Regions from separate parts of the Mus musculus genome. Here regions 2 and 3 are each linked to region 1. Evidence: chromatin loops called from intact Hi-C (ENCODE). Cell type or tissue: left cerebral cortex. All regions are shown on one strand. Links, peaks and the distances in the headings refer to the core of each region. The heading gives the core; the rest is flanking DNA. Region 1 has its middle 12 kb from the start of Tmem247. Region 2 overlaps Epas1 (endothelial PAS domain protein 1). Region 3 overlaps Epas1 (endothelial PAS domain protein 1).

Region 1 (10,239 bases), core at 4,557-7,056:
CATCTTTTTTTCTTCACGCATTGCTTGTGCCACCATCTGAGGTGCTCCTCGAGAGCTAATTTGTTATGTAGATTCTTTTTTGGCTATCTTTTGTCACTAGGATGAATTATCCTCTGGTGTCTGGTCTAGGAACAGCATTTGGCTTATCATAGGCATTCAATATATTTAAGCAAAGCTAGTTGACCCTTTACCAGAGAGAGCTTTCCAGGCCTCGCCTTTCTGACACTGTTGATTGCTGTACCTTCCCAAAACTTCTCTTCTGTCTCCCTCCTCCCTCCATCTCCACACTCCACCCAACCTCCTCACTAAAACCTTGCTCCTCTCCGCCTCGCATCCCCACGGTGTTGACTTCCGTTTAAAGTCTAGAGCAACTCTTAAGTATACATTTTCAAAGGGACCTCAAGTCCCAGACTAATTAACCAGCTAGTTGCCAGGTAACCTCAGATTCAGTACGACCAAATCCACTCCTTTTCTGGAGTGAGCACCATTGGTCCACCTGGCCCAGGCCCTAGGTCACTCCTTCCATGATACTCGGCACCTGTTGGATGGCCTGGCTCCCTTGGCTCCCTTAGCCAACACTTACCTGAACGACCAGCAAAGCTCCCTACAATCTCTTGCTTCTTTCATTTCATATAGCAACTGTACCTATTTTGGAAATAGAGTATAGCATGTATACAGCATCTACCTATATTGTATATCACATGCAATGGTCAGGTCAGGGGAGTTGAGAATGCACTATTTCTTGGCGTCAGGAACACTCACAATCCATTCTCATTGCTATTTTCTCAGCCACGGTTACCCACGGTTACCATGGCTACCGTCCTACCATGCTGTGGGAAAACTCTGTTTCTCAACTTGTTCCTTTGCCCTGTCAAAGTGCTATCCTTCAGTCAGAGAGCTCGCTAGCTGTGAAGAGATCTGCGTGCTATCTATGAAGAAATATAAATCACCACTGGAGGAAGTGGACATAGCCCCCACCCTAACCAAGAAGCTTTCTGCAATTGTCATCTGTTTTTTAAAAAAAATTAATTTTCTCCAATTCAGTCTCAATAGGCATATTAGCCACACTGCATGGTAGGTCTACTGCCCAGAACTCAATGGCTGGCACGGAATTAACTCAGTGGTGTTTTTACAGACTTTTGTCTCATAGTGCTTTGTTTGGGCATTTAAGTCTTACTGGTTTCTTACTTGTGTATTATTGTTTCTTGTTTAGTGTTTGTATATGGTGTGTGTGTGTGTGTGTGTGTGTGTGTGTGTATGAGAGATGTATGTCTATGTGTATGTGTGTGTGTGCATGTGTGTGTGTGTGTGTGTATGTATGAGAGATGTATGTCTATGTGTATGTGTGTGTGTGCATGTGTATGTGTATGTATGTGAGAAAGAAAGAGACAGAGAGACACAAGAGAATGTTATTTGCTGTTTTTTGTTCTTGTTCATTTTCTACAGTAACAGAGAGAAAGGGTGTAGAGTTGGAAAGCCAGGGAGGATATGCAAGGAGCTGGGTAAGGGAAAAGCATAATCAGAGTATATTGTATGAAAGAAGTATATATTATATATTTCAATACATATGTTAAATATATAACATATTATATACAAATATATTTATATTATATTATGTTATATTATATAATTTACATATTTATATTATAGTTTATATTATATAATTTATATTATATACAATATATAAATATTATATAAATATACATATAAATTATTATATAGATAAATATAATTTTTATATATCGAAACGCACATATAAATATATATGTATGCATATATACATATATTTGTGTGTGTGTGTGTGTGTGTGTGTGTGTATGTGTGTGTAACTTCCCTTGAGCAGCAGTGCCAGGCCCTTTGTAGAGACCCTATGAAGTTGTCTCAGCCCTAGCTGCCACCCTTCCATATTCCACATCAGCAGTCTCGAGTCTATGCAGTCTTCTTGAAGGGCCATGCTGTTAAAGGTTGCTACTGCCCGTCTGCCTAGACACATCTCCTACTGCAAAGCTGAGGTGCTCTGTCCTTCCTCGCACGTGAAGCACCCCACCCGGGACCTTGTCTCATTTCCACATGCCTCGACTGCAGCCATGACTTTGTCATGGCAGGGAACTTCTGCTATTGCTCCCCATGGCAACTGTGAGGAGACTGTAATACGGGGAGGATGGATTCCAAATCCTGAAATAGACGTTAGTCATTGAGAGGGGCAGGAGCCATGCAGATGCTCAAGAGCCCCAATAGTGATGGGGGAGTGAGGTTATCACTGTCATGGGCATGGGGACCGAAGTTCTGAAACCGAAGTCTCTTCCGTAAGGAACGGAAGGACAATCCAAGCATCCTACTTCCTGAGGAAGCTGACCTGGGTCAGGAACACGAGTGCTTGTGGCCTTTACATTGTCCTGTAGAGTTAGGTATTTACAGATTAGCGATGGGTGTGGTAGGCTGGGCCATCAGAAATGACCATCAGATCCAAACAAACCTGCCATCCTGGCTGTAATGGAAATGACAGTGAATGTTGTCAAATGTGCAGCCCCAGAATCAAAGGGACACCAAGAACCACTGTTATGCCATGATACTCATAGAACAAGGGCTGGCACTGGGTCCCTGTTCTAGAGACATCCACACCCAGAAATGCGAGTACTCCTGAAAGAGCCAGCACGTAGAGGGCTTCCCGTCTATCCGCCTTCAGACTTCACCTTCAGTCCAGCATCCTAGGGGCAGGGAGACACGCAGAGGAACCTTGACCTGCGAGGGAAGTGCCAGTCTGTGATCAGCAACTCAATCTGGAAAAGCAGAGAGGAAAGTCTAGCCTTGACGTTCTAGAACAAAGAGTTGAGAAACAACAGTGTGAGCTTTTGCTAATATTAAGTGCTGAAAGAAATGTCTGGTGGTGCAGAGAGGGTCCTTCCATAGTGGCCATGCTGTGATGTTTGATGGACACATGTTTGCTGTCTTCAACCAGTCTTGTAGCAGACACGGGAGACTTCCCTGGCTCTCGCTTCTAGAGGACTTTCCATAGGAACGTGGAATCTAGAGTCTCTACGCCTGCCTTTAGCTCATCTGGCCCTTGGGTGTGGACTACCCTGCTCAGAGGCTCTGTGGAGGAGCCTGGGAGTCGGGCAGGCATCAAGTCTGCTGCGTATACTCTAAACCTGCTACCCAGACAGATGTGTTTTATCTGCCTTCTCTCCGTTCCATATAAAATATCCTTTAAGAGAAGGATTCCATTGCTTTTTATAATATTTGAAATGTTTGCCTTGGATACTCTTTTCAAAGCCTTTTCTTAACTTGATAAGAGCTAGAAAAGAACTCGAGGCTAGACTAGAAGTCCAGAATCCTATTCACACATTCAAATTTGTCAGCTCTGGGACTGCCCTGTCCTGAGAGGACAGTCTTTATGGCCCCTCCCCGATCTGATGCCTGAACTCCACACCAGGCTGAGGACCCAGCATAAATAGAAGGTGGACGGCCAACACCACACTAAAGGAGCTTGGAGAAGCTGCAGTGCAGAGACCTCACCACACAGCTGACAAACGAGAGCGGCAGAGAGGAAGTCCTAGTGAGCGCCAGGCTGGGCTGATTTTACCCCGCCCCCGACTCCTCCATGGCCCTTACACCTATCTCCTGCCAGTTCCCAGTTGACTCATTGTCTTCCCCTGCCTCTGTGACTCACTTAGAATAAAAATGTCCCCCTCACAATGCCACCAGTGTTCCCTGCAGGGCATTGGACATCTGTTTGGGATCTGTGACCCCTAGAAAACTGCAGTAAATAAATGTCGCCATCCATCATATAAGCAGCTGCCTCAAAGAGCCCAGACTAGAAGAAACTTCCAGAAAATTCTCCCCCACCCCACCCCACCCATCTCCCCTTCTCTGACAAAGCTCCTGGTCTCACTTCCTAAACAGAGCCTTCCAAACAGGGCCACATTCCCTTCCCACCTTCAAAACAGCTGAGCCCTGGCACTGAGGGACAGAACACCTGCCTTCCTCGAAGTGTAGCCAAGAGAGCTGTGTCCCAGGCTGTGATCAGAGCTAAGCAGGTTGGCAACTGAGGCTGAGCCAAGGGTGCAGTCAGGCTAAGGGGTAACTACTGAAGGAACAAGAGCCCAGAGTGTGAGAGGAAGCCACAGAAGGTCGCATCTGCCTATGGGCTCCACTTCCCTCCTTACACCAGTAACCACATGAATAAGGTCCCTCTGTGGTCACCTAAGAGCCGAGCCTTCTGGCCACAGCAGGCTGTGACTTCCTAGACAACACCCACACACAGGCATGACCCTCTATGTCTTCCTCAATCCATAGTCCTCCTCATCTCTCAGGGCCCTGTGTCATTTTTTTTTTCCTGCAGGATGTGGTTGACATCTGTCCCCTGGTACCTTCTTAGTCTCCCTATCATCCACTGTAGCCCAGAACTCACGGTTCCCTTCCCCCTGGATTTTTCCATTCCTCTCTACTTTAAGCCACATTAATTCTCCTAATGCTTATTTCCACACAGCCAAGTAGTTGCTCCCTCAAGGGCAATGGCCGGAGCTCTGTCACCACTCTCACAGCGGCTCCTGATACCGCTCCTCACAGTGCTCGCCCAAATGTACACATGCAGCTCTCGTGTAAGCGGAAGGCTGCGCCTCCTGACACCTGGAGATGTCTCACAGACGCCCGTCATTGTGCCTCTGTCCCCCCTCTTCCCACCTGACATACACTCATTCACCCCATTCTCTCACCCTTCCCTCAATGTACACCCTTCCCTCAATGTACACCCATTTGCCATTTGTGCTGTCTCTGCATTCTCTGTGACCAGATCACGGGCAGATGTCAGCATCTCTATTCCACAGGAGCAGAAACTTCCTACTAAGCTGAACGGTCCATCTTCCCTCTTGTGCTCAGCAATGGGTCCCCAGCCCGGCAATGTCCTCTGCCACTTCAGCTTCAATGACAAAGGCAGAGATGTACCAAAGTTCTGGGAAGCAAGAGGATAAAATAGGCAGAGAGAGAGAAAGAGGACAGGCCACATTGGGATGTCATTCACTCTTGGTCCAAAAAAACCCTGAGAAAAAGGCTTTCCAGTCAGCTAGGAAAAACAAACAGAGCCAGAATGGAGTCAGCTGGAGGAAGAACAACCTAGCAGCCACCATACAATCAACCAGAATCAAGCGGCCTTATGGACACAGCTCTGTCACCGTGCTGGAGAAACCTGAGGGGGCAGTGTTGCGAGTGTCCTGGGAGGAACTCTGCGGATTTCTATGTTATCGGCTGGGGGAGGCCTACAGCGTTTGTTGGCCCCTACAGGCAAACACAGTGGCCAGACCTTCGAAACAGGACGCCTTTGTCCGTGACTGACACCCTGGCCTAGAGCCCAGCTCCGCTTCAGGGGAGGATTTAGGTCACAAGAAAATGGGGGCTGGGGGGAGGTGGCTATAGTTTTAGAAATCTGTCTCTGTAAAACTCGGGGAGGTATTTTACCCCTTCCCAGGGTCACACCCTTGCCCTGGCTGACCTTACTTTGTATTACTCTGACTTTGAAGCTAGAGCTTTGGCTGGCCTCCTCAGCTTCTTTTTAAAAAATGCTATTTGGCAAATTCCCACCCGACTGGAACCTCCCCCATCGATCTATTACCTCTTTCTAGTCAGCTCAAATCAGTATGTCTTTCCCAACCTCTGTTCAGTTTAAAGACCCGTGCAAACATGACCATGAAGCCCCTGGAAGCTTCCGGTAGACTAGAGAGTTAACCAAGGAGCACGAAATTAGGACTGATTTCCAAAGCCAGTGAGCGTCTCAGAGGAGGATGGTGCCCTGGCCTGCTCATACTCCCCGGCTGTTTCTGCTTTAGAGAGAAGTTGCTGAAGGTATTAAAGCAGGCTCTTGAAGAACGACCCAGTCACAAGCTGCTGTGATCTTTCTACTTCAGCTGCCCTTTCTAAACTACTGACTTTCATAGAGGTCAGCCAGAAACCCTGCCTTCGAGGCCAGTCCTTATCCTCAGTGCATTTTTATAAACCTTGGCAAATCGTTTTTCCATCCCTGTCTCTTTTATGAGAAGAGCTAACTGCTCTCTCACGCCAGGCGCTAATAAACTTTGTTCCTTCCTGTTGGCTTTGCTCGCCATCTTCTGGACAAAAGCAGTATTGCTACCGAGGTAGAGCCGGGCCAGGGCTTCTTAGCGCAAACCCAAAGCAGTTTGGAGAGGACCAAAATGAACTACTCCTGAATGCCAAGAGCGCAACAATGAGCCTCATTTGTTATGGCAAAGACGTGCTAAACACTTCTTTTGAGAAATCACGTCCGGGGTACCTCACCTTACACCTTAATGTGTAAGTGGCCTGTCGTGTTGTACACGATGTGATTTGTGATGGGCACACATCACATAGTCTCTAAACCAGAAAGCCTGAAGTCTAGGGTCAAACATGGAAGATGTCCGTACATTCGAGTGAGATGCTGCCTGCTCGGAGTCCTCAAAGAGCTGGAGCTCAGAGCAATGGGAACCATGCAGAGGAGGTGGCAAAGCTGGCACCGACTGACAGTGGGGGAAAGAAAGGATAAACATGCTTAAGGAACACCTTGTGGAATCAAAACACTGCTCCTTCACAGCCATAGATCCAGCGACGCAGTTAGGAAGGTGGCCACTAGGAGGCTTAGAATCCTGGCAGCAGGGTAGTGGAGCCAGGAGAGTCTGGAGTTCAAGGTTGGCCTTGGCTACATAACAAGTTCAAGGCCACCCTGGTCTATATGAGAATCTGTCTCAAAATAAAATAGAATAAGGAGGCAGGAGGAAAAAGGAGAGAGGGGGGTTATGGCTTTTTTTATCAAGATAATTCTGCAGACCTGACTAGATCTACATGTGTGAAACAGAACACAGGGTGAAAGGAAGAAAAAAAATCAGACTTACAGCAAACCAGCTTTGGTTTCAAATCTCCACCCTGCCAGGTGACAGCTGTGTGCATGTGAAATCAGTTAGGTATCCTGATCCACAGTTTCTCATACAGGCAGGGATGACCACAGCAGCTCTTCAGAGGGGATAAAATATGGTCACATGCATGTTCTGATACATGACTGACACCAGGGCACAATGCCAAGGTCCCAGCTGCTATGCCCAGAGAACTTACAACTCCTCCAGGTCATTTTCAAACCACCTGGGACAGACTGAGAACATTGCCTATCTAGAACTGAATAGAGTTGGTCCACCTCCTGCTGGGACTGTGACCTGGAGTCACCAAAACAGACATGTGCGAGTAAGCAGTGAGGACGATACTCAGAGCTTCAAGGAGCATGCGCCAAGGTCAGGGATGTACGGTAGGTAGTCTCTGCAGATTCTTTTTACCCTCACTCTCACGAATCCAATGTGGGAAAAGCAGGCTCCTTGTGAGCTCCGGACTGGTCCCAGAGTCAGTGCACAGTGCTCAGCCGCAGCTCCCCGGGAGCAGGGGACGGAGAGCACATGCGGGAGGATGAATCTAGATCATCTGCGGAAGCCAACGTGCTCCCATTTCATTTACTTCAAGACTCTTAGCCCCACCTTATGTGAATGTGAATTGTAAGTTGTCGTGGTAGGCGATTAATCCCACTCAAATGGCTGGGACATTTCCAAACTTCCATGTGGCTGACACTCTCCCCTCCAATACGCCTGGGCTGTCCTCTAATCCCAAGCAAGTAAGTGGAGACAGTTGGCCACTTACTAAAATCTATATTCCAATCTTTGCAATGGGGGCAGGGGCTGGGGCCGCTCTTGCCGGCTCTTCCATGATTGCTGTGCTCTCCCTCCTGCAGCCTCGGGCCTGGTCTCTCTCCTTTCCCGACACAGCGGTTCTCAGTCCCCTCTCTGTCCCTTTGCCCTCAAATCCTAAAGTCCCATGTCTGTCTCCCTGCCCAGCCATTGGCCGCTGGCCATTTTATTCACCAATGAAAACCAAACGAGGGCAGGAATCCTCAGGGTTTTAGATGCAGGTCCTCCTGCAATTTTGGGAACCCATTTAACATAATACAAGCATTAAACCAAATCCACCACAGCAAGTATCCAGCATTATGTAGCACAGTGGAGGGAACTCCTAAAACTCGTACGATCAGAGACACTTGAGCTTCAGGCTGCAGACCTCAGATTGGCCTCCTGAGACGATCCCCCTGGGAAAAGGTACCTCAGGGTTGCTATCTGAAAGCAAAGCCAAGGTTAAACTCCTGTCGACACAGGTCAACCCCTGCACTCATGCCCCTCTTGGAAATGTGAGCCTTTGTGTATCTGTTTGAGACAGGCTCTTGAGTAGCCAGGCTGGTTCCAACCAAAGTCACTGGACAGATCAGCCTTTGCCCGCCCCTTTCAAGCAGTGGAATTCTAGGCTTGCCCTGCCATGCTTGGCTAACACAAGCCGCTTGATCCCTCCAGCAAGCAAAGGCATGTAAAACCAGCCCGAGGACACTCCGTTCAGAGCTGTCTGGGGCTTGTCGTTTAAGCTGGTGGACAATTGTCTTGGGACACAAGCATCCATCTGGGAAGGCGTCCTCTAACCCCAAGCATCATCTCCCCACCCACCCCCTTCCAACTCTACCTCTACAGCTAAATGCCAGCGTTTGGCTCAGGAAGCCTCAGTTCAGTGTAAAGACAAATATACATGGTGAGTGTTGTGCCCGCGTTGTTATCGGCCGGTTCTGTGTCTGTGTGTTTCAGTTAACACTGGATCTCCTTCTGGGTTACAACTCTAGCCAGCACCTTGGATTTCCTAGCAAGGACGTCAGAGCTGGATGTGAGTTGGGCAATCTAAAGGACAGGACAGGGCCAGAGCTTGCGGAGAAGAAACACAGGCTGAGCGCTTTCACTATTGCCAAACTCAGGTTCCAGGGGGTCTTAGAAAAATCCAAACAGGCATGGGATGACAGCGCCTTACCATTCCATCTTTCTGTCTGGTTAGCTTCTGGAGATGCTGATCCATCCAGGGCCCTCTAAGCTACCTGCAGCACTGAAGGGCACAGGTGGGCCTTGGACTACATTCAGTCTAATATCACCCCCCACACACACAACCCCACCACACCAACTCTGGGAACCCAGCACACTTGCTACCCCAATTCAAGCCCCGTGTGCCTGTGCTTCTCCCGTGTTATCCTTAAGCCCCATATCCCCTTGTCCTGACTCCTTTCTATTTTTCCTTCACTTCAGTCCCCAGCTCTTACCCCTCCAAGTCCTCGTAGGGCCACACACACTCTACTCACAACCCAAAGTGAGGCCAGGCACATACAGCCACGGCTCAGCATGCCTCCTGGAAGGTCGTGTGGGCAATGTGGTGATACCCGTGGGCCTTCATGGTTGTTCCTAACTTGTCATATGTGAGCCGGACGGCAGTTGTCTTCGCTTTGAGAACGAGCTTTCATGGTTCCATGTGCTGACCTAGACAGAGGACCTCAACATGTGGCTAGAAGACGCCTCCATGGCCATACTCCACACGCCATATTCCTGGGGCAGCCACTGACTGCTTCCCACTGGTGGCCCTCATGTCAATGCCCTTCAATCCACTTCGGCCTGTTGGTCCAGCCCCCAGGTGCTCCCAGTGGCAGCCTCTGTGTCTCCTCCTCACAGACCTCCACAAACCCACAGGCTTGGATTGCCATCAGAAGTTCTCTGGAGCTGAAACCCTTCCCCGAGGGTCTGTGGGTTCAGGGAGTGGCCCGATCATTCTGCAGAAAGACAAGAATCCCTGGAAAATCTGAGCCACCGCTCAACAAGGGCAGGCCACGAGAGGGCAGAATTGGCCCACATGGCCACAGAGAAGGGGAAACTTAGAGAACAAAGATGGAGTGTTCTTGACGGGAGCCTGTGTAGATGCACATGAGAGAAGGAGGGCATCCGATAAGATGTCGAGGAAGCTTTAGAGAGACGCTCCCTCCATTACTTGGTGACTCTAGGTCAGCAACAGAACCAAGAAAGCCCATTCCCAAAGGCCAGTGAAGAGTGGGCTTACAACTGCAGTCTGGCTCACGAGTGACGAGTTAGAAACAACAATGAAGGCCCTCGGGAAACACCACAGGCTCTGCCACATTGCCCACGTGGTTCCCAGGGTGCTCTTGGCCTGGCTGATGGGTGGCAGTGCTGTACTGTGCACAGCCTTTCCCGCTGTGCTTGACAGTTCTGTCCTCTAATCCTAAGCAAGTAAGTGGGGCAGTTGGCCACCAAGAGTTACTGTGCGCTCAAGCTGGAGGGCATCCAGACCCTTCTGCCTGCAAGTGGTGAGATCCAGGATGCCAGCCTGACCCAGGCCCAGGATCTT
Region 2 (10,239 bases), core at 268-2,767, 83 kb before region 1:
TTGTTACACCCCCATGAAAAAGAAAGCCACGTTCTTTTGGATGTGGATTTGGATACAGATGTCTATTGCACTTTTATTCACAACGGGAAACTCAAACATCCAGGTCAAAGGAATAAACTGGCCATGGTACACCCAGGGAGACACTTCTCTCCCACGAATCACAGAAACACCCACAACCTCAGGAACACGATGCTCAAGGATAATGAAGCCAAACTCAAGAAAGTCTACTCCCATAGACGTCTAGAAAGGACAGGAGACGGTGCCGGGGAAAGATCGGTGATCGTCTGGAATCAGAAGTCAGAACTAGGAGGAGGAGTTAGGCACGTGGGCCATGGGGCAGGTTCAGATGAAGTTTTTGGTCCCTCTGCTGTGGTGATGGCTACTTAGGTGTTTACGTTTGTCAAAACTCACTGTACTATATGCGTGAAATAGTTACCTCTCCATGGGATTAATTAAAATTAATTAATTAAAATTAAAATTAATTAAAATACAATAAAGCTTGTTGTAGAGAGGAAAATGTGTCTAATCTAGACTCTCAAGCCTGAGACTGTGCAAGCTGGCAATCATGTTTAGCCAAAGGACTCTTTCAAGGGCTGCAGTCGCTGTCGATGGGAAGCAGGAGTTTCACACACTGGTAACCCACACCAAGCAAGGCAGCCATGACACTGAACTCCACAGGTGCACTATGTAATGACTGTCACAGGGACTTGAATTTACCTCTCAAGGCAGCGGTGGCTCTGCTGAGCAATGCGCACATGTAATTCTCCATCATTCCTGCTCCTCGCTGCTGTGTGTTAAGATATCCAAGAGGGTAAGATGTGCCAAGGCAGAAGGACTGTGACTGGTGTGACTATGAACAAGGCCATCCCTCATCAGACCATGCAGGACTGATGAGGTGGCCCACGAGCTGACTGGTAGATCCAAGGAGACTGCCTACAGGGAACATAGCTGTTCTCTCCTAGAACCCCAGGACAATTGCCGTAAACAATTCCTAGTAACATAACTGGCACAGTACCTAAGCACTAGGCATTGATAGCTTGTGGAAGAGGAAATTCCTAAACAGTGTTTGTGTAGCCGATGAGGCAGGCAAGTCCATTTGATCTGCAAACAGCAGTAGCCTTCTGGACAGTTAGAAATGACAGTGATGGACATGAGAGGAAACCACACCAGGATTGTTACTTACCCAAAGTCCCCAAGCCAGCAAGACTTCCTGAGCCTCCCATCATTCCTCTTCAGTTCTCTGTGACCTGGGCACTTCTGGGCTGGAGCTCTGAACAATCATTTGGAGGGGGGGGGGGGTGAAAGTCAGTGGACAGTTTAAGAAGCTAACAGACATTTCTAAAATCAGCAGACATGACTGAAAAGGAGCCCTTGAGAGCTCTTTCACAAAAATAAAAATGCATTTGGAAATGGGGAAGAAGACAAACTAGTGTGTGGGACACCCCTTGGTGTTTTTAGACTGTGAAATTGACTACTTAGAATGGCCTAGGAGAGGAAAGAAACTCTAAGCTGGCAGTCTCACGGGGCAGTTGGCAAGTTTAAAGACCTTCCAGTGGCTGAGGCCCTGAATTAACAGTACAGGCCTTTCCCTACTCCAGATAAATAGAGCAGTAGTTTCTCTCAAATTGTATCTGGCTCCTAAGGTAGCAGAAAGTTCAAGGGACACAAAGTTTAAAAAACAAACTTCAGCTGGGTCTTGTGACACAGCTCTTGAGTTGAGTCCCAGTTATTCAGGGGGCTAAGGCAGAAGAATGGTTTAAGGCCCGCCTAGACTTCAGAGGGAGTTCAAGGACAACCTGACTAATGCATCAAAATAACAGAAAGGACTGGGGCTGGAGCTCCGTGGACGAGCACTTGCCCAGCCCTGTTCTGTCCTCCACAGTCAGGGAATGGGACGGGGCTGCAGCCCTGCGGTCCACCTTCCAGATGTGGTCTGCTACCTTCAGGAGGTGAAGTCAGTAGGGTGCTGCTCCCTGGTTGACTGGGAGTCACTCCTGCACTGGGCAGGCAAACATCTGCTTTCCTTCAGAACTCCTATTCCCATTTTTTGAAACGAAGAGTTGGCTGAAATGATCTCCCCCTCCCCCAACCCTCTCACTGTTCCTGGCCTTGGCATCCATCTGGCAGCTCTGTCCATCCCCCTCCCCGGGCAGGTGACACTTCCTGTGGGGTTAGAGTGTGTGCTGCACACCACTCCTGCACCTCTCTTACCTCTGGCTCCTTTCTTCACTAGTGTGCACCAAGGGGCAGGTGGTATCTGGCCAGTACCGGATGCTAGCCAAACACGGAGGATATGTGTGGCTGGAGACCCAGGGGACGGTCATCTACAACCCCCGCAACCTGCAGCCTCAGTGTATCATGTGTGTCAACTATGTGCTGAGGTGAGTCGAGGAGGGAGCAGCCAGCCTCTCGGGACCCTGGGCAGTACCTCCACATGCTGGCTGTGGTGTGGATCCTTCTAACTGGGAGGGCTCTATATTGAGGTCTTAGGAACAGAGCTCTAGCGTGTTTCTTTTTCATTTGTCAGCTATGGTATCATGTCTCTGACTTGTGCTGAGGGGGGAGAAGATGGCATAGAGTAATGCTTGATGTTGTGTGAATGGGAGACAGTGCTCTCCTGGGTAAGCTGTTTTGGGAAGATGTGGATGTTATACCCTCTCCCCTCCACCCCTGGAAAGACTATGAGCGGCTGCCATTGATAATATGAAGGAAACTAACATAGGAATCCAGGACTTTTGTGTGCCTACAGCTTGAGCACAGGGAGCGAGCGAACAGCCCACAGGTTGAGGCTAACCTCACCGTCTCTGCTTCTGTGGCTCACAGAATTGGATTGTTTGTGTTTCTGCCTAACACTTCTCTGAGAGGTTTATCTACCAGGCTTCTGACATGTCTGGGGCGGGAGAGCCAAAGGCTTTTGCTAAAAGATGCAGATACTCTGAGCCGCTCTCTCTTCCCATCAGTGAGATCGAGAAGAACGACGTGGTGTTCTCCATGGACCAGACCGAATCCCTGTTCAAGCCACACCTGATGGCCATGAACAGCATCTTTGACAGCAGTGACGATGTGGCTGTAACTGAGAAGAGCAACTACCTGTTCACCAAACTGAAGGAGGAGCCCGAGGAACTGGCCCAGTTGGCCCCCACCCCAGGAGATGCCATTATTTCTCTCGATTTCGGTGCGTACTTCCTAGCCCTGGTTGAACCCACAGAACCCTCATGGACTGGCGGACAGTTCTTGTTATGACAAGCCTCCCTGGCCACAGCTTCCCTAAACCACAGATGCACTCGGGCCTTGCTGATCACTGTGCGTGGTCAGGTTCTGCTAGGTAGAGAAGAAGCACAGACTCATGGCCACTGAGTTATAAGTCCTCATGAAGGGTAAAGAGGTAGGCAAGGAGAGGGCTCCCTCTCGAGGGGCCCATCCTCTACCTGGCTTGAGAGTCTGAGTTGAGGCGTGTGTCTCAGGGAGTGTCCTCTAACTTAAGCGAAAGGCTGAGTCAGAACAGCGCCAGAACCAGTAGCCGAGAGGAGACTGAGGGCGAGGATGAAGCCCTCGGTGGCTGCCTGCGTTAGAATGTCTGCCCATCTTCCTGGAAGAGAAGTCCTTTTGGTCCTGAGCTCTCCTCTGACACCCGGAACTGTCCAGGGAGAGGCCTCTTCCGGTCTGCACCCTCTCCAGCCCAGCTCTGACTGCTCCCCTTTGCAATCAAATCCCCCTTTGATAATGTGCATCTGAGAGGCCACAGGAAAATGGACACCTCAGAGAACCAGAAAGGGCAATGAGCCCTCTTGCACGAGATAACCTTGTAACCCCCCAGCTCCATGTTGGTACTGAGGCAAATGGCCCAATTCTCCTCTGATAACTTCCTCAGCTCTGTTCTGGAAGGCTCTGCAGGAAACAACTGCTTCTATCTAGTAAGCTCGGTCTCTGAATGCCAAATGCTGCTGGAGATTGCTCTCTTTATAGGAAGTCCCCAGATTGAATCATAGTTCTGGTCCTATCTAGGCTCCACAGTACTGAGGGTGTCAACTTCAGGCCCTCTTTTAGGACCTTTTGTGAACTTTCTGGGCTTATCCACCCTGGGGTGAGCCCAGATCTCACGAATGCTCCTCAAGCAAGCCTTGTCTTTACAGGAAGCCAGAACTTCGATGAACCCTCAGCCTATGGCAAGGCCATCCTTCCCCCGGGCCAGCCATGGGTCTCGGGGCTGAGGAGCCACAGTGCCCAGAGCGAGTCCGGGAGCCTGCCAGCCTTCACTGTGCCCCAGGCAGACACCCCAGGGAACACTACACCCAGTGCTTCAAGCAGCAGTAGCTGCTCCACGGTGAGCCCCCACCCTCCAGGAGAGCACACAGGGCTCATGGGCCCCTCAAGCTCTGCTGCCAGATGACTGGACAGACCCCCTGAGAAGTACTGCCTCCCTTGGGTGTTACAGTGCCCCTAAGGATGGCTCAGATACTCCGAGAGACACTAGAGCTGACTACCGGCTCTTAGCATCTGTCTTCCACCCTTATCCACGTCGTGACTCTTGAAATCACAGCAAGAACCTAGGCAGGTCTCTGCAAACCAAAGGCTTCAACCACAGAGCCCTGCTGGCCACAGCCTCTATCCAGTTTGCACATCAAGACACACAGGACAAGTAGCTCACAACCCGTGGTACACAAATCCCTCTATTTGACGGGAGAAATCGAACAAGCCTTTCACAGGGTCACCTAGATCATCAGAAAACACAGAAATTCACTTTATAATTCATAACTGTAGCCAAATTACTGTTTTGAGGTTGGGGGTCAGCACAGCATGAGGAACTGGAGGGCTGCAGCATCAGGAAAGTTAAGGACCACTGATCTAGGAAGTGATCCAAGCCTCTCCTTAGAGGGAGACGAAGGTTCAGAGAGGTTGATGAGCTGAGCTGCTTCACACAGCTTGTAAATAGTAGTCCCCTTCACAGATGCTTGGTAGAACGGGGCAGAGTGCAGAACCATGCTTGTCTGTTCTCAATGGACTCCTGGCGAGACAGGCCCCGTGTTCTTACTTGGTCTCGTCCTTCCTGGTCTCCAGCCCAGCAGCCCTGAGGACTACTATTCATCCTTGGAGAATCCCTTGAAGATCGAAGTGATTGAGAAGCTTTTCGCCATGGACACGGAGCCGAGGGACCCGGGCAGTACCCAGGTGGGCCCCGCGCGTGGGTGACAGAGGGCTCCTTTGCAGAGACCCCCGGTGTGCTGCGCAAAGCTTCGGGGTCAGGAAGCTTGTGAGTGGCGCGCTCCCTTCCTACTGTGTCCCTGCTCAGCCCCACACTCCTGTCTAACTGTTGACCCCATCTCTGTCTTGCACAAATGGTGTAAGTGGTGGTGGTGGAGGTGGGCGAGGGTGGTGATGAGAATCTCCAGGGGCGATCCTCACACCTCCCTTTGATTGTCTCAGCCTGAGTTCTCCACCCCAGCTTCCACATTGTTCTTTAGTGTGTGGCCTTATCCTATCCTGCAGAACCTCTTGTTGTTTCTGTGCATGTCTTTTTCCTCTGTGTGTGTGTGTGTGTACGCGCGCGCGTGTGCCTGTGACACTTCTTAGCACAAGCAGGCACACTTCCTTCAGTACCAGTCTTGGGTACAAAGATCTATCTGTAGTGAGGGGTCATTGGCTGACCGACCGCGGCTGAAGCTTGTGTCTTTGCTTATGAGTATTCTGTTGTGACCATGGGTGTCCCTGAGTATCTACTGGTGAGTGAGAACAGCAGTCCCTGTGGGGGAGATGAAGATTAGCTGGTACAAATAGGATAAAGGAGCAGTGCAACAGAGGCCAGAAGTTGGCCTGGCTAAAAGAGAAAGAGAAGGCTGCAGGTCAAAAGTGGAGAAAGCTCACTGAACCTGTACAGGATGAAGGGACAGATGCAGGTTATATCCCAACAGCAATCCTTGTACCCTCAATGGCAAATCTGAGCAGTTCCAGCAGAGGTATTTGAATGGAGGACTGACAGTTTCAAAAGGCCTAGGCAGGGCAGGGCTGGGCCAGCCACTATGTACCCTTTGCTCTGTGTCTCCTCAGACGGACTTCAGTGAACTGGATTTGGAGACCTTGGCACCCTACATCCCTATGGACGGCGAGGACTTCCAGCTGAGCCCCATCTGCCCAGAGGAGCCGCTCATGCCAGAGAGCCCCCAGCCCACCCCCCAGCACTGCTTCAGTACCATGACCAGCATCTTCCAGCCGCTCACCCCGGGGGCCACCCACGGCCCCTTCTTCCTCGATAAGTACCCGCAGCAGTTGGAAAGCAGGAAGACAGAGTCTGAGCACTGGCCCATGTCTTCCATCTTCTTTGATGCTGGGAGCAAAGGGTCCCTGTCTCCATGCTGTGGCCAGGCCAGCACCCCTCTCTCTTCTATGGGAGGCAGATCCAACACGCAGTGGCCCCCGGATCCACCATTACATTTCGGCCCTACTAAGTGGCCTGTGGGTGATCAGAGTGCTGAATCCCTGGGAGCCCTGCCGGTGGGGTCATCGCAGTTGGAACCTCCGAGCGCCCCGCCTCATGTCTCCATGTTCAAGATGAGGTTAGTGACAGATGTCTGGCTGGAGGGGACATACTGGGCAGGGCGAGTACATGTACACACCTGCTTATGAAGGCTCTAGAGGGTCACATCAGCTTCCCGCTGACCATATCCCCTCACTGTATGTGTAGGCAGCTGGCACTTTTCCTAGTCCTCCTCTGATATGTGAGAGCCAGACCCCAGCAGATAGAAGAAGGGGCTTTTTTAAGTGATGTCTGTCTACCTTTGGACACAGATAGGTATTATGGTATTTCCTCCATAGTCCTGTACTTTCCATCTGCCTGGAGCCTCTGTGGGGTGCACACAGGCACCAGCATTTTCCTGTCTTCCCAGTAGGCTGCAGTCCCATAAGCTGATGTGTCTTGTCTATAGTACGTACCCTTTATAGAGCACCCCAGATGGTCCTCTGGAAGGAAGGCATTCAGCAGAAATCCTTCTAGAGACTGTTGTCATCTAGCTGGGCAGGACCCCTGAGGGCAGGACTGAGGTGGACAGGTGTGCGGAGAGAGGCGCAGGTGACAGAACTCTTGAGCATCTTACAGAAGGAAGAGCTGAGCTGCCGCCGCTCAAGCCCTTTAGCATTCTGCCCTCCATAGATCGCCTGAGTCATAAGTGTTAGATTCTGATGAAGACACCAGGCAGCGGGAGGCTGTAGATGCCTCACACCCACCACTGTCTTCTCTTGGCATTGGCAGGTCTGCAAAGGACTTCGGGGCCCGAGGTCCATACATGATGAGCCCAGCCATGATCGCCCTGTCCAACAAGCTGAAGCTAAAGCGGCAGCTGGAGTATGAGGAGCAAGCCTTCCAAGACACAAGCGGGGTAAGCCATGTCTGTGAACGAACAGCCTACTGGACAGGAAGGAGATGAGGCTAGGGTAGAGATGCAGACAGCTAGATCTGGTAGTGAGCACCTGCCCCTGCTGGGTCTGTGTGCTACCCACCCTACTCCACCCTGGCCCACTTCCTCCAACTACACATCACCTCTGCAGGGGGACCCTCCAGGCACCAGCAGTTCACACTTGATGTGGAAACGTATGAAGAGCCTCATGGGCGGGACCTGTCCTTTGATGCCTGACAAGACCATCAGTGCGAACATGGCCCCCGGTAAGCAGGCCTGGCCCAGGGGTCTGGTGGAGGGTTGAAGGCTCAGAGCACATTCCCTGAGCCTTGTTAGAATGGGTTATATCCATGCCATGAGCAGGATCCCGGTTCAGAGGTCTCTACATGACTTCTGAAAAAGAAAGCAGGCTGAGAGCGCTATTGTCTGCCCTAATGACAGCACCACAGTTCACTCTCTGGCTTGGATCCTCCAGATGAATTCACCCAAAAATCTATGAGAGGCCTGGGCCAGCCACTGAGACACCTGCCACCTCCCCAGCCACCATCTACCAGGAGCTCAGGGGAGAACGCCAAGACTGGGTTCCCGCCACAGTGCTATGCCTCCCAGTTCCAGGACTACGGTCCTCCAGGAGCTCAAAAGGTGTCAGGTGAGTGCTTTGGAACTCCCACCATAGCCAGGGTCTGATGCAAACAGGTGGCCTGGCTGGCCAGAGAGCTGAGAGGCAGCCACTTGCAGGAAGCAACTCTGCGTTTGGACAAGACTGCCTTCAGAGCCCCTGCTCAGGTCTGATGCGACTGCTTACAGTCCATAGGGCTCTTCATCAGCCAAGCTGCATGAGATGGTTTAGGCAGGACCAAGTCTCCTCTTTATTCCAGAGCCTGCATGGTACCAGGCCCAGAAAGGATTTGACAATGACTTGTTCAAAGTACAAGGAAGGCCCAGGAGGGTGCAGGCTCCTCATTGATGAGCTGAGATTGTGTGAGAAAGTAAGAAAGGCCTCTTTGGCTGTTGTCCCTGAGAAAGGGCAGAGCCACGGTTACTTCTGGCCAAGCAGGCTCCCCAGAAGGTGGGTCTCAGGCTGGGGAAGCTTTGGTAGAAGGAAGCGGCTGGTATGGCAAGGGCCCCAGGGCTGTGGTGGACTTCTGAGCAAGACAAGCTCGCTGCCCTGGAAAGGCAGGCTGGAAGATTGTGCACGGCTCTGGAAGGGATCGTCCAGTAATCAGTCAGATCACATCCGGGCTCTTGGCCCCGCAAGACCAAGAGTCTACATCTTTCCTCAGCTGCTCATTGCCTGAAGTGTATACACATACCGTAACAAGCTTTCTCTGAAAGGTTGCACAGGGGACTCACTGATGGGAGGGTAGCCTGGTGATCCAGTAAGTTCAGCTATTGCCACTGAAACACACAAGTGTTCCCATAGACGCCTTTGCTCGGCACAAACAATCTGTGGTTTGAGAAAGAAAATTCCAGAGCCTTGTCTACAGTAGCAGAGTTGGGGAAAATTTATAGTTGTGTTCTTAGAATTCCATCTGAAGAACCCAAAAGCCCTGGGCTGATATTTCAGTTCTGTTGTTTACCAGCAGGTGGGCTTGCAAGCCAGAAGTCTTAAAAGAGAAAGTTTAAAGTTTAAAGAGAGGACCACACATCACTCACCCCCGGTATACACATCTGGGCAGCTGTAGTCAGCAAATGACAGGTTTCCCCAGCTGTTGAATGCGAAGCAAAACTAATTTCAACATAGATCGTTTCTGCCCATAGACCGAAAGGAGGTGAATTTAAGAAGGGCAGGGCATCTGTTGGTAGGAGTGCAGGCAACGGGAAGTGTGGACCCCAGAAGGGAGAGCACACTGGGACCCAGCTCTGTCTCTAAACTGAGAGAGCTCTGCTCTCGCTCCAGCCATCTTTGGATCTCACCACTGCTGTGGCATGTCCTCTTCTGGCTCCGTCCTCTGAACAGGGGATGGAGCCCCAGGGCCAGAGTGCTGCTGCATCGGAAGTTGCTGGAAGCTGGAGACACAGTTGTTTGCATGCATGCCCTTTCCTCTGGTCATCTACAGCCAGCGGAGCAGGTGTGTGCCAGTCCTCTAAAACACCCTCCTCTCCCTCCTCTCAGGCGTGGCCAGTCGACTGCTGGGGCCATCGTTCGAGCCTTACCTGTTGCCGGAACTGACCAGATATGACTGTGAGGTGAACGTGCCCGTGCCTGGAAGCTCCACACTCCTGCAGGGGAGAGACCTTCTCAGAGCTCTGGACCAGGCCACCTGAGCCAGGGCCTCTGGCCGGGCATGCCCCTGCCTGCCCCGCCGTCTTGACCTGCCAGCTTCACTTCCATCTGTGTTGCTATTAGGTATCTCTAACACCAGCACACTTCTTACGAGATGTACTCAACCTGGCCTACTGGCCAGGTCACCAAGCAGTGGCCTTTATCTGACATGCTCACTTTATTATCCATGTTTTAAAAATACATAGTTGTTGTACCTGCTATGTTTTACCGTTGATGAAAGTGTTCTGAAATTTTATAAGATTTCCCCCTCCCTCCCTCCCTTGAATTACTTCTAATTTATATTCCCCAAAGGTTTTTCTCTCTCTCATTCATATCCATACTAACAAGCATGGTGGCTGGTGCCTCTCCCTAGGAAAGCTTTGGCGTCATTCAACTCAAGTGTTCTTGTTCTTGTTGCCAAAGAGAAAAGGATTTTCCTCCACTGTGGATTCTCCCTCTCCCCCACCCCCACATACACACACACACACACACACCCCTACACACATATACACACATGCACGTATGCGTGCACACACACACACACACACACACACACACACACACACCCCTACACACACACACACA
Region 3 (10,239 bases), core at 6,686-9,185, 89 kb before region 1:
GGCTCTGGTTTTGGGAAGAAGAGCAAAGACGTGTCCACCGAGCGTGACTTCTTCATGAGGATGAAGTGCACGGTCACCAACAGAGGCCGGACTGTCAACCTCAAGTCGGCCACCTGGAAGGTAGGATTCGTGGAGTCTCAAGAAAGAGCCAGGAGCAGGAGGTGCCTGAGGCCTCTCCCTCTTCTCGGCCGTCTCGGCCTTGTCTTACTTCTGTGCTTTGACCCCAGGTCCTGCACTGCACCGGGCAAGTGAGAGTCTACAACAACTGCCCCCCTCACAGTAGCCTCTGTGGCTCCAAGGAGCCCCTGCTGTCCTGCCTTATCATCATGTGTGAGCCAATCCAGCACCCATCCCACATGGACATCCCCCTGGACAGCAAGACTTTCCTGAGCCGCCACAGCATGGACATGAAGTTCACCTACTGTGACGACAGGTGGGGTGTTGGGACAGGGTGGGTCTTACCAGTGTGCATCTGTGAGAGTGTGACAGCGCAGGGACGGGACTAGGACATGGTGTGGGACTGCTGGCTGCAAGTTTGTAGAAGGTAGCCTCCTTCCATGTGAAGACTTTAAAATGAAGAGAGCTAGGTTAGACTCTAACCCTCAGTTCCAAAGCAACTGGACGTTCTCTTGGGAGTGGGGGGCACAGAAACAATAAAGACTGTGGACTTGGACTAGAGAACCTAGCAGAGTCATCTGTGGTCAGTGTAGGCTGCTGTTCTTACCTTCATTAAAGGGGAGACCACAGAGGGTGCACAGGAAGGCATGCTGTGTGGTTGTCAGTACATGCAAGGTTTGTATAGACTACACCACAGTTCCTATCCACTTGTGCTGCTGCTGTTGGGATGGAGATGTGGAGGACAACGGTGAGAACGAGTTGTGATGTGCAGTGGCTTGCACCAGGGTGAGGGAAGCCAGGTGAGAGGCTGCACTGGGCGTGCATGCCTAGCCTGAGTGAAAGGCATCACTCACTGTGCCTGACTACTTCACCCATCGTAAGCTCAGCTCTGCCGTGTCTCTCTGAGCAGAAGATAGATCGGAGGTACGCCCTCTGCAGTTTTCAGAGAGACCCCGAAAGTCCCGGTGCCAGATCCATGACACCGGCTTTGAGGTGCAGTGGCACTTGGGATGCTTGTGCAGAAACCCAGGAGTGGTCAGGGATGTGGGTGACAGGAGGGAGTTGCTCTGAAGCAGGAAAACCAAACCCTCACCTGCCATCTCCTGAAAGCAGAAAAGAGACTGTAAAAAGGAGCTGGCAGGTGAGGGAACTATCTCCCAGAAAGGTTCATTTGCTGTTAATTTCCATTCATTATTGTGGTTTGAGTGGGTTTCAGGTAAAAGGGCTAGCCTTGGGTTAAGGGCAGAAGGGGACAGTCACAAGAAATGGGCAGCCTAAAGGGACAAAGATGCCATGTGCACGCACACAGAGGTACCATGGTGACGTCCTTAGGTTGGCTCAGTACGGCGGGTGGGGTGGGGTTCATACTCACAGGAAGGATCCTGGGATTTAGAGATGTGGCTCGTCGTGCACAGGGAGATGCCGCTTAGGGTGGCTTAGGACACACAGTATTTTCAGCATACTCTTGCCTTCCAAGGAAGCTGATTGCATGGCCGGCCCAACGTGAATTCTGTTCTGCTAGGGAGCCGACTGCAGAGGGATGCAAACACAGAGTGCCCCACGGAGCGTTTAACCGATTAGCAGATTAGTTAACCAGGGTACAGATAGGACAGTTAGTGAAGGGGCTATTTTAAGTGTTTAATCCCTTGGTGTTATTTCTCGATTGCTTTGGGTTGGGGGAGAGGCTTGTTCTGTTTGCATGTGTTGAGATGTGGAGCAGTGTGTGTGTGTGTGTGTGTGTGTGTGTGTGTGTGTAAGAGGGGAAGGGAGAGAGAGAGAGAGAGAGAGAGAGAGAGAGAGAGAGAATACATACACTAACATGACCTTCTGAGAGATGTGCTCTAAATCCAGAGCCTACATGTGAGAGCCAGTGTAGAGCAGGGCTCCCCCATTTTACTCAGTGAATTATTTGGTTTGGTGACATCTGACACAAAGGGGATTGTGTCCCCTAACAGAAGCAGGGAAAGAATCTGAAGAGAGGAATTTTGAGTCCACAATCAGATTTGAGCGAGTTTGATACTTTCCTCTGATTATGCTTGTATGTGTGTGATATGTTTCTATATATGAATATATGTATATATGTATATGTATTTGATTATTAATTATGAGTCAGTGAATACTTTAAACCCTCCAATAGTGTCTGTCATTTTCATATATGTATAGGGCACAGTTATGGCTTAGACAGTATTGCTTATCTGAAAATCTTGGAACTAAACTCGTTTCTCATTTTCGAGTTTGGGGGAAATTTTGCGTAAACTGTCCTCAAGTGAATCTAGAAATTCAACATCCAAACTGCTCTAGAATCTGAAGTTTTTAAGTGTAATGTAGGCACACTTTGGGCATCAGATTTTCAGATGAAGAGTGCCCGCCTGTGGACTGCTGTGGCTCTGGCAACAGGAGTCTTCACTTGCTTGGCCAGGCAAAAGAAAAATCTCGTCTTCCTCTAGCCCCCACCCTCTCAAGGCTGGCCCATGATTTGCAGCAATCCTCCTGCCCCAGCATCCTGAGTGCTGAGGATGTCTTTATTGTCCGAGTAATTAATGTCCTCCTCTGCTGTGCACTCAAACATAAAAGTTGCAGTCTGTCTGTTTCCTAACATTCTTAGGGACTAATCCATGAGCTGTCACTGGGGAACAGCTGCCATAAACTGTTGTGTCACGGGGGAAAGAAACAAGTCCTGGTGCCTGAGGGTTTGGGCTTGAGATCCGAGCAGCTTAGTGAAACCACAGGGAATTTGTAGGACAGAACAGAACGTGCCATTCATCCTGGAGGAAGACCCAAGCCATTCTGAAATCCTTTAAAAGGGTTGGGTTTTTAAATTCACGTGAGATGCCATCTAGTGGCCAAATAGAATAACTGTGAAGGAAGCCAACTCATCAAGATGAGGTTTTCTTAGAAAAATCACATGTAATCTCAGTGTGATTTTGTGAGTCTTCTGTAACTTTGAAAGATGTATGAAAATTATAGTAAGCATTTAAAACTCATAAGTAAAACCATTTAAAGAATAAACCACACAAAAAGAATTTGAGAGCACCATGTTCCATCAAAACAATACAGGACATAGCCAAGAGTTAGGTTTGTAAGTTAGGAAGACTTGTGTATAATGCTCCTGCAGAGACCCCACCCCATACACATAATTACAGCTACCTGTAGCTCTACTTACAGGGACTTGGGCCTCTGGCCTCTGAGGGCACACGTACACGGGCACAAACACGTGCGCCTATATGCATACATGCACACACGTGTTATCACGCACACGTACTTAAATCTTTGGGGAAAAAGATGTATGGTGGATTCATTCAAAGAACTTAGGAACAGTAAGACAGCTTGAGTGAGAGAAGGCTTGAGGGCCATGGAAAGAATGTCCGTGAAGTCCTGGGCTGCTGAGATGGCTCAGCAAATAGAGGAACTTGCCGCCAAGCCTGGGAAACCGAGTTTGACCCCCAGAACCAGTATGGACAGAGCTGATTTGCTGACTTCACAAGTAGTCCTCTGACCACACACACACACACACACACACACACACTATGGCATGTACACTCACACAAATAAATGCATTTTTAAAGAGGAAATTATAAAGAACCATAAAGTGTGAGGCCAGGCGTGTGTGAAGACAGCTAGAAGGTGTGTCAAGTCCAAGAGTAAAGCAGACTGGTTTAAGCAAATTCGTTGTAAAATAATATGTTCCCTTTTGCACATTGGAGATGATTAATAAACTTTGCTGCTTTTTGTAATGGGTGGTATCGCCTTAATTTCAGGGTGATCTTTTGCAAGCACCGTGAATGTATTTTGGTCTCATATATAATTGATTCCAAGTGCTTTAGCAGGCCTGTACATTGCCTTTCTCCAGACATCTCAGTTAGGGGTTATCCAATGCTTCTTTAGATCCTGAAGTTAGACTCTAACGTGCTCTGCGTGTCCTTATGTCCGCTCAGCTGACAGTATTCTGGAATCAGCCCTAGCCATGTTTGAATGTGTAATAACAACTACTCACATGTTGTCCTGAAACACCTGGTCTGTTGGAAATGCTCTGCAGACTCCCTGTAGTTTATATCAGAGTTTATTGCATGATGGGGTTCCTACCACGGATTAGTCACTTCTCACATTCCTTCTCACTGTTGGGGGTTTTGTCGACGGAGCTGGTGGCATGCAGGATAGCACTGGTCCAGGCTACCTTCTGGTGTATAACTTCACCCTACCAACAACACATCTCACAGAGACCATAGATCCCATAGAGAACTGTTAACCATAGAGCTGGGGTATAGACTTCATATAACTGGGCAGTATTCGGGGTGTGTGTGCAAGACTTAAGGGCTGTTGCTTGAAGCAAGTCTGGCCCAGATAAAAATATATTAAAATGATTAGGTCTTGAAATCTGAGTAGTGAATAATCTAGATATCATTAAAGAAATGCACTGCCAGTGCTTATAAATATACAGAAAATAAAAACCAAGTGTCTGGGGGTCGTTAAAGCACACAAGGAAAGAGCCAGTGAGAATACACATTGATTAATGATAGCGTTCTTGGGAAGGCAAGTACGTGGCTAAAAAGTGCTCAGTACTTTCATCTTCACGCAGAGTTCAGATACTCCCTAGACACTGTGTTTACATGATTAACTCAGCAAACCCTGGGCCTCTGAAGGGAGGGAGCAGCGATAGAATTGGCACTAGGGGGCTGCAGCCTGGGAGGGATGGCATGTGGCTGATTCTGCTGTCTCTAGAGGGGACAGCATGCAGAAGACCATTTCCTTCCTGACCATTCCATATAACACACCTACACGTGTCTTTAACATGCCACACTTCATTCTGTGTGTGTTTGTATATACATGCGTATATGGGCTCCCTTGGTCTGCCTGCATGCTTCTGAAGGTCAGATATCAGCACTGGGTGTCTTCCTCTTCCATTCTCTACTTTGTTTTTTTGAGACAGGCTCTTGCAATGAGCTCAGAACTTACTGTTTTGGCTAAAGTAACTGATCAGCAAGCTCTTGGGATCTGCCTGCTATGCCACTGCCATCCACTGGCCCCACCCACTGGCTCCACCCACTGGCCCCACCCACTGGCCCCCAGCATTTGCCCCACCCACTGGCCCAGCACTGGGCTTGCAGACATCTTCTGCCATGCAGCAGGCTGAGGCTGGGGATCTGAACTCAGATCTTTATGCTTGGATAGTGAGCACTTTGAGCCATTTCCTCACTCGTGCTTGTAGACTATCTCCAGAACAAAGAGCAGTTGTGGACAGTGAATAAATCACCTCAGATTTTACCTTCACGCCTCACTCTGAAGGCCAAAGCCAGAGTCTGGTCTGACTTCAGAACAAAGATACCCTTCTTCCATTCATTGTCTGTTTCCTCTCTTTCTTCCTCTCCTGCCTCCTCATAGGCTTGCTCCGTCCTCTTTGGAGTCTCACTTCTTTATCTGCTTGTTATTAAAGCATGCACTCGGTCCCCAGCTTTGAAATCCGACAGATCTTTTTACGTTTCCCCCTCCTCTCGTGCAGTCTCGAGTTGACTTTTAAGTTTACGGGTGACCCCAAATGATTCTTCTTCCAGCGAGTCAAGGATCTCTAATTATGAAGAGCAAAGTGGTCCCTCTCCCCTGATGGAGAGCACGGATGGCACTCTTATCTGCCGCAGCCAGGGAAATGAGCAGGGAAGGCCCCGGGGGCCATAACAGCGAGTCTATAAACAAGTTCGGTTCCTTAACCTCCCTATGGCGTCGGTGTGCCTGCGGATGGGGGCAAACGGTCATTAGCTGTAACTTGGGGCTTCCTGGCTTTGTGAAGTCTTGAGAACCCGCATGGTCTGCGATTGTGTTCGGGCCGTGCGCATTTCCCAGTTTTTTACTGTAGTCTGTTTAAAGGAATGAAGAGGGAAACATTAAATATTTATTTTGGCTGACAAGATAACTGAAAGCTGCTAGCGGGAAGATAACTGGCAAGTCTGAAATCTGGGTTTGTTTGTCTTCTAGAACATGCCCATTGTGTGTCTTTGAAAGGATGATACGGTCATTAGGCAAAAACATCTTATTATGAGGTTGATTATAATATTTACTCGAAGCCTTTTGATGGCAAGATCCTAATCGTGAAAGGAAATGGGATTTCTTCAGGAAAGATGATCACATCCTTCCTAGAAGGCCAGTGGTAAAAGTTTGTAGAAAATTTTGCATCGGCTCAGTCCGGCTGGCAAGTGAGCAACCCTGTGAGTGGCTCTGCTGTCCCTGGTTCTGGTTCTGATTCCCAGGGAGTTTGAGGTGCAGTTGGCTTCTCGGGAATGCTGTATGGCTAGGTACAGGCATTGCTCCACTCCTCATTCCCCCCAGCTTTATATCAGCGGGAGTGTCTGTGGGTACCAGCTCCAGGGTCCGAAATCAAGTGGGGACAAATCCTCTTGTGGTAAGGATGGCCAGCTGGCACTAGTGCTCTGCCAGCCTCACAGGACTGAATTAGCCATACTTAGAGGTTATGTCAGTGGGCCTAACCTTTGCTCTGCAAAGACTTGGGCCTCCAGCATCGCGTCTGGTCAGAAAACTTGCCTTTTCTCTGCTAACATAAGAGCAGGTAGTATACAGAATGGAAGGGCAGACTGAAGACTGTGATGAGCTGCTAGAGGTGCTCCTGTGGGTACACACATGTGCACGTACGTGTAAACACATGTGAACACGTGTGCACTGAGATGGTTAATCATGCTTAAGGAAAGTAGATCGTGACCCGGGTTCCTAAGTGGGGCTGGATTGTCAGCATGACTTCCCTCACTGTGGGGAGGCAGGAGGAGAAGGCCCACGGTGTAAGAGTCCAGTACATCCTTCCTAGGGCCCGGGCACATGGCCTTTAGGCCTCTGCAAGAGAAGAAGGAATTGGAGGGGGTTCGGTGGAGAAGGAGAGGCCTGCGGTGACTCTGGGAGAGAAACTGGTTGCAGATGGCTGGTGGGGAGAGTACATGACACCCTGCAAGTTAGCTGAAAATCAGATTTCTTACAAGCAAAGACTGGATTCTGGGGAGATCTAGAACCAGGGCAGTTTGCCCCAGCCAAGAGAGTAGCTGGCCTAAGACGAGTAGCTGGCTTGAGAAGGACTGGGTCTAACAGCCACATGCCATTACGATTGGATGGAATGAATACAGAGACAGTCACTCGAGCAAGCAGAGCTTTTTATTTTCCTTGTCCTTAGCCTCTGTCCAGAGGGCACAGAACACAGCTGTGCCCCAAGGCAGTGTGCTCCAAGGAGGATGGTCATACCGAGCTGCTCCCGTCAGCTCTGGCTTGTGATGAGCAAAGTGTGAGGCATCTACGATAGAGGACTCGTGGGACTCACAGCAGAATGACATGCGACTCACAAGGTGGCCGGTGCAGTGATTCTAGGGCAGGCTTTTGTTCACTTAAATGTCTCCACACAGAAAGCTTCCATGCGTCTTCGTGGCTCTCTCCATATTGGCTTTTTCCTGTCCAGTTCTCAACCAAAACTAGACCATCCAGAGGGAACACATCTACACGCGGCGCACTCATGCCATTTTCTGGCTTCGCTGCTTGTTTACCTGCCAGGACTGATTTTTATGTTGCTTCCCCTTAGCAGCCTCTGTCCTTCTCCCTCATGGAGATGGGAAGAGACAAGCTGCTGGAGACACATCTAGGGTCATAGATGGCAGCTGAGCAGCATCCAGGGGTGACACCGGAGAGAAAACTTCCTCCCTGGCTCTTCCTCGCCTTCCCTTCTGGGACACAGGATTTCCATCTAAACATTCCTCAGCTTCAACTAGAATGAGCTTGAGATGCTAGCTAGGAGGCCTCAGCGCTTGTTCCTGTCTGAACTGGGCACTTGTGTGGCCATCAAGCCAATTCTGTCCTCTCTCAGATCTCCACTTACACAGATGAACTGGGAGGTGGAGCCATGTGACCCCTCCTGACCCCAGGACCTCTTAGATACTAGGCAGTAGAGTCCTCTGAGATAGAACTTCAGGAAGGGCAGGAGAGTGGGGGACGGGGGCAGATCCACAGTTGCAGCTGAGTCTGATGGGTTTTTTTTAAATTAGGTATTTATTTCATTTACATTTCCAATGTTATCCCAAAAGTCCCCCACACGCTCCCACTTCTTGGCCCTGGCATTCCCCTGTACTGAGGCATATAAAGTTTGCACAATCAATGGGCCTCTCTTTCCAGTGATGGCCGACTAGGCCATCTTCTGATTCATATGCAGCTAGAGACATGAGCTCCGGGGTTACTGGTTAGTTCATATTGTTGTTCCACCTATAGGGTTGCAGATCCCTTTAGCTCCTTGGGTACTTTCTCTAGCTCCTCCATTGGGGGGGCCCTGTGATCCATCCAATAGCTGACTGTGAGCATCCACTTCTGTGTTTGTTAGGCCCCAGCATAGTCTCACAAGAGACAGCTATATCTGGGTCCTTTCAGCAAAATCTTGCTAGTGTATGCAATGGTGTCAGCGTTTGGAAGCTTATTATGGGATGGATCCCTGGCTATGGCAGTCTCTAGATGGCCCATCCTTTCGTCTCAGCTCCAAACTTTGTCTCTGTAACTCCTTCCTTGGGTGTTTTGTTCCCAATTCTAAGAAGGGGCAAAGTGTCCACACTTTGGTCTTTATTCTTCTTGAGTTTCATGTGTTTAGCAAATTGTATCTTATATCTTGGGTATTCTAAGTTCCTGGGCTAATATCCACTTATCAGTGAGTACATATTGTGTGAGTTCGTTTGTGATTGGGTTACCTCACTCAGGATGATGCCCTCCTGATGGGGTTTTGCTTGAGTAAAGAAATGGTGTGATGAGGTGTGACGATACTTGATACATTCACCTTAGATCCTGAAGTCTCTGATCGCATGCTGTGCCAAGGCTGTTTGGTCTTTTGTCCTCACCTGCTGCTTCCTTTTTAATTCAGAATCTTGGAACTGATTGGTTACCACCCCGAGGAGCTACTTGGACGCTCTGCCTATGAGTTCTACCATGCCCTGGATTCGGAGAACATGACCAAAAGTCACCAGAACTGTGAGTTCCTAGATACCCTGTGTCCTCGACGTCTGCCCTTGAGGGTATGATTGACAAGACACGGCCTTGGTTACTTCCTCCCAGAGTTACCATCTTGGGTGGCAGATAAGGTAGATACCTTCAAGATGGTCAGAGACTCACCGATGCCACCAGCCCCTAAATGGCGTTTATGCAAATTAAGAAAAAGACTCTTGAGTCCTCGCAGATGGTTAACATTCTATGCAACCCTCAGGGGCAGTCTTGAAGAGCAGCTAAAAGTGGGTGTGTAACCAGCTTGGGGCTGCACTAGATCGGCAAGCACCTCGGCATAGAAGAGGGCCTGGGAAGGTTCCAACGAGAGTTGGCTTGCACTGAATCAGTTTCCATGGTAGAGAGGATGGGGCTAACCAGAGGAAGAGGTAAGAGAGGGGGCTGCCTGTGCAGCAGCACACTGTGTGCATGCGGGAGAGCCTGCACAGCGAAGGAGTTCAGGAACAGAGCTGTCCAGTAGTAGAGCCTCTATCACAGAAACATCCTGTGCCTTCATAGGCCACACAAGACCTAGGTAGTACTTGCAGTGTGTCTGGTGCATTGAGAAATGTCTTTAAACTTAAGTTTTAAATGATTTAAGTAGCTTTTCTTGGCACTTGGCTACCTTATTGGACTGAGTGGTTCTGTGGTGTTCCCTTGGCCACGTTTCCAATTCGGTCTTTCCATTTATGGATGCTCCAGGGTAATTTTGAATACGTAAAACCCATCAACATGTAAGAAACTGGACTTGGTCCTCTGAGGACTAGGGATTGGTAGACTTGATCTCTACCCTAAGGAGTCTTTGTTTTGGAAGAAAAGGGAGCCTGGCTCCCAGAAACTGGGTGACCTTTAACCTTAGCATCTCTCATAGCATCGTGGTAATACAAACAGCAGGTGAATGATAATCTCATAAACAGACTATATTTAGGAAAGAGATCATCCAAGCAGGACACTGGTACAGACAGGGCTGCCGAGGGGATAGGCTAGGAGTCTTCAAATAGGAAACCCTGAGAAGCCACCTAGCAGCCATACTGGCAATGTAGGAAACAGAAGTGTAGCTTTCTGTTCCAAGTCTGATTCTGCCCGACACTCCTCTGTTTACAGTCGGGAGAGCTCGAGCTCAGC

The links. Peaks named below come from ENCODE experiments on the same cell type or tissue, not always from the same donor. Only the 100,000 strongest peaks of a DNase experiment are listed, where the experiment ranks them.
Region 2: it touches region 1 in a loop (2.5-fold over the local background); 11 of 42 quality-filtered maps call a loop at or near these places.
Region 3: it touches region 1 in a loop (3-fold over the local background); 10 of 42 quality-filtered maps call a loop at or near these places.

Annotation. Positions count from the first base shown.
Region 1 is chr17:86,900,227-86,910,465 of GRCm38, forward strand. No RefSeq gene overlaps it. Among named protein-coding and RNA genes, the nearest start is that of Tmem247, 12 kb to the right of the region's middle. In left cerebral cortex, for the core only: CTCF peaks have their summits at 5,195, 6,103 (motif pointing left) and 6,669; DNase peaks (open chromatin) are centred at 5,281, 5,831 and 6,103; H3K27ac peaks cover 1,429 bases.
Region 2 is chr17:86,821,447-86,831,685 of GRCm38, forward strand. It overlaps Epas1 (endothelial PAS domain protein 1), which reads left to right. Exons shown (of 16, transcript NM_010137.3): 8 at 2,234-2,381; 9 at 2,961-3,175; 10 at 4,134-4,324; 11 at 5,059-5,169; 12 at 6,046-6,551; 13 at 7,244-7,370; 14 at 7,540-7,654; 15 at 7,864-8,037; 16 at 9,505-10,239. The coding sequence ends at 9,656. Among named protein-coding and RNA genes, the nearest start is that of Epas1, 73 kb to the left of the region's middle. In left cerebral cortex, for the core only: no CTCF peak of the experiment used is centred there; a DNase peak (open chromatin) is centred at 1,556.
Region 3 is chr17:86,809,357-86,819,595 of GRCm38, forward strand. Epas1 (endothelial PAS domain protein 1) reads left to right here. Exons shown (of 16, transcript NM_010137.3): 5 at 2-120; 6 at 228-433; 7 at 8,999-9,105. Among named protein-coding and RNA genes, the nearest start is that of Epas1, 61 kb to the left of the region's middle. In left cerebral cortex, for the core only: no CTCF peak of the experiment used is centred there; no DNase peak of the experiment used is centred there.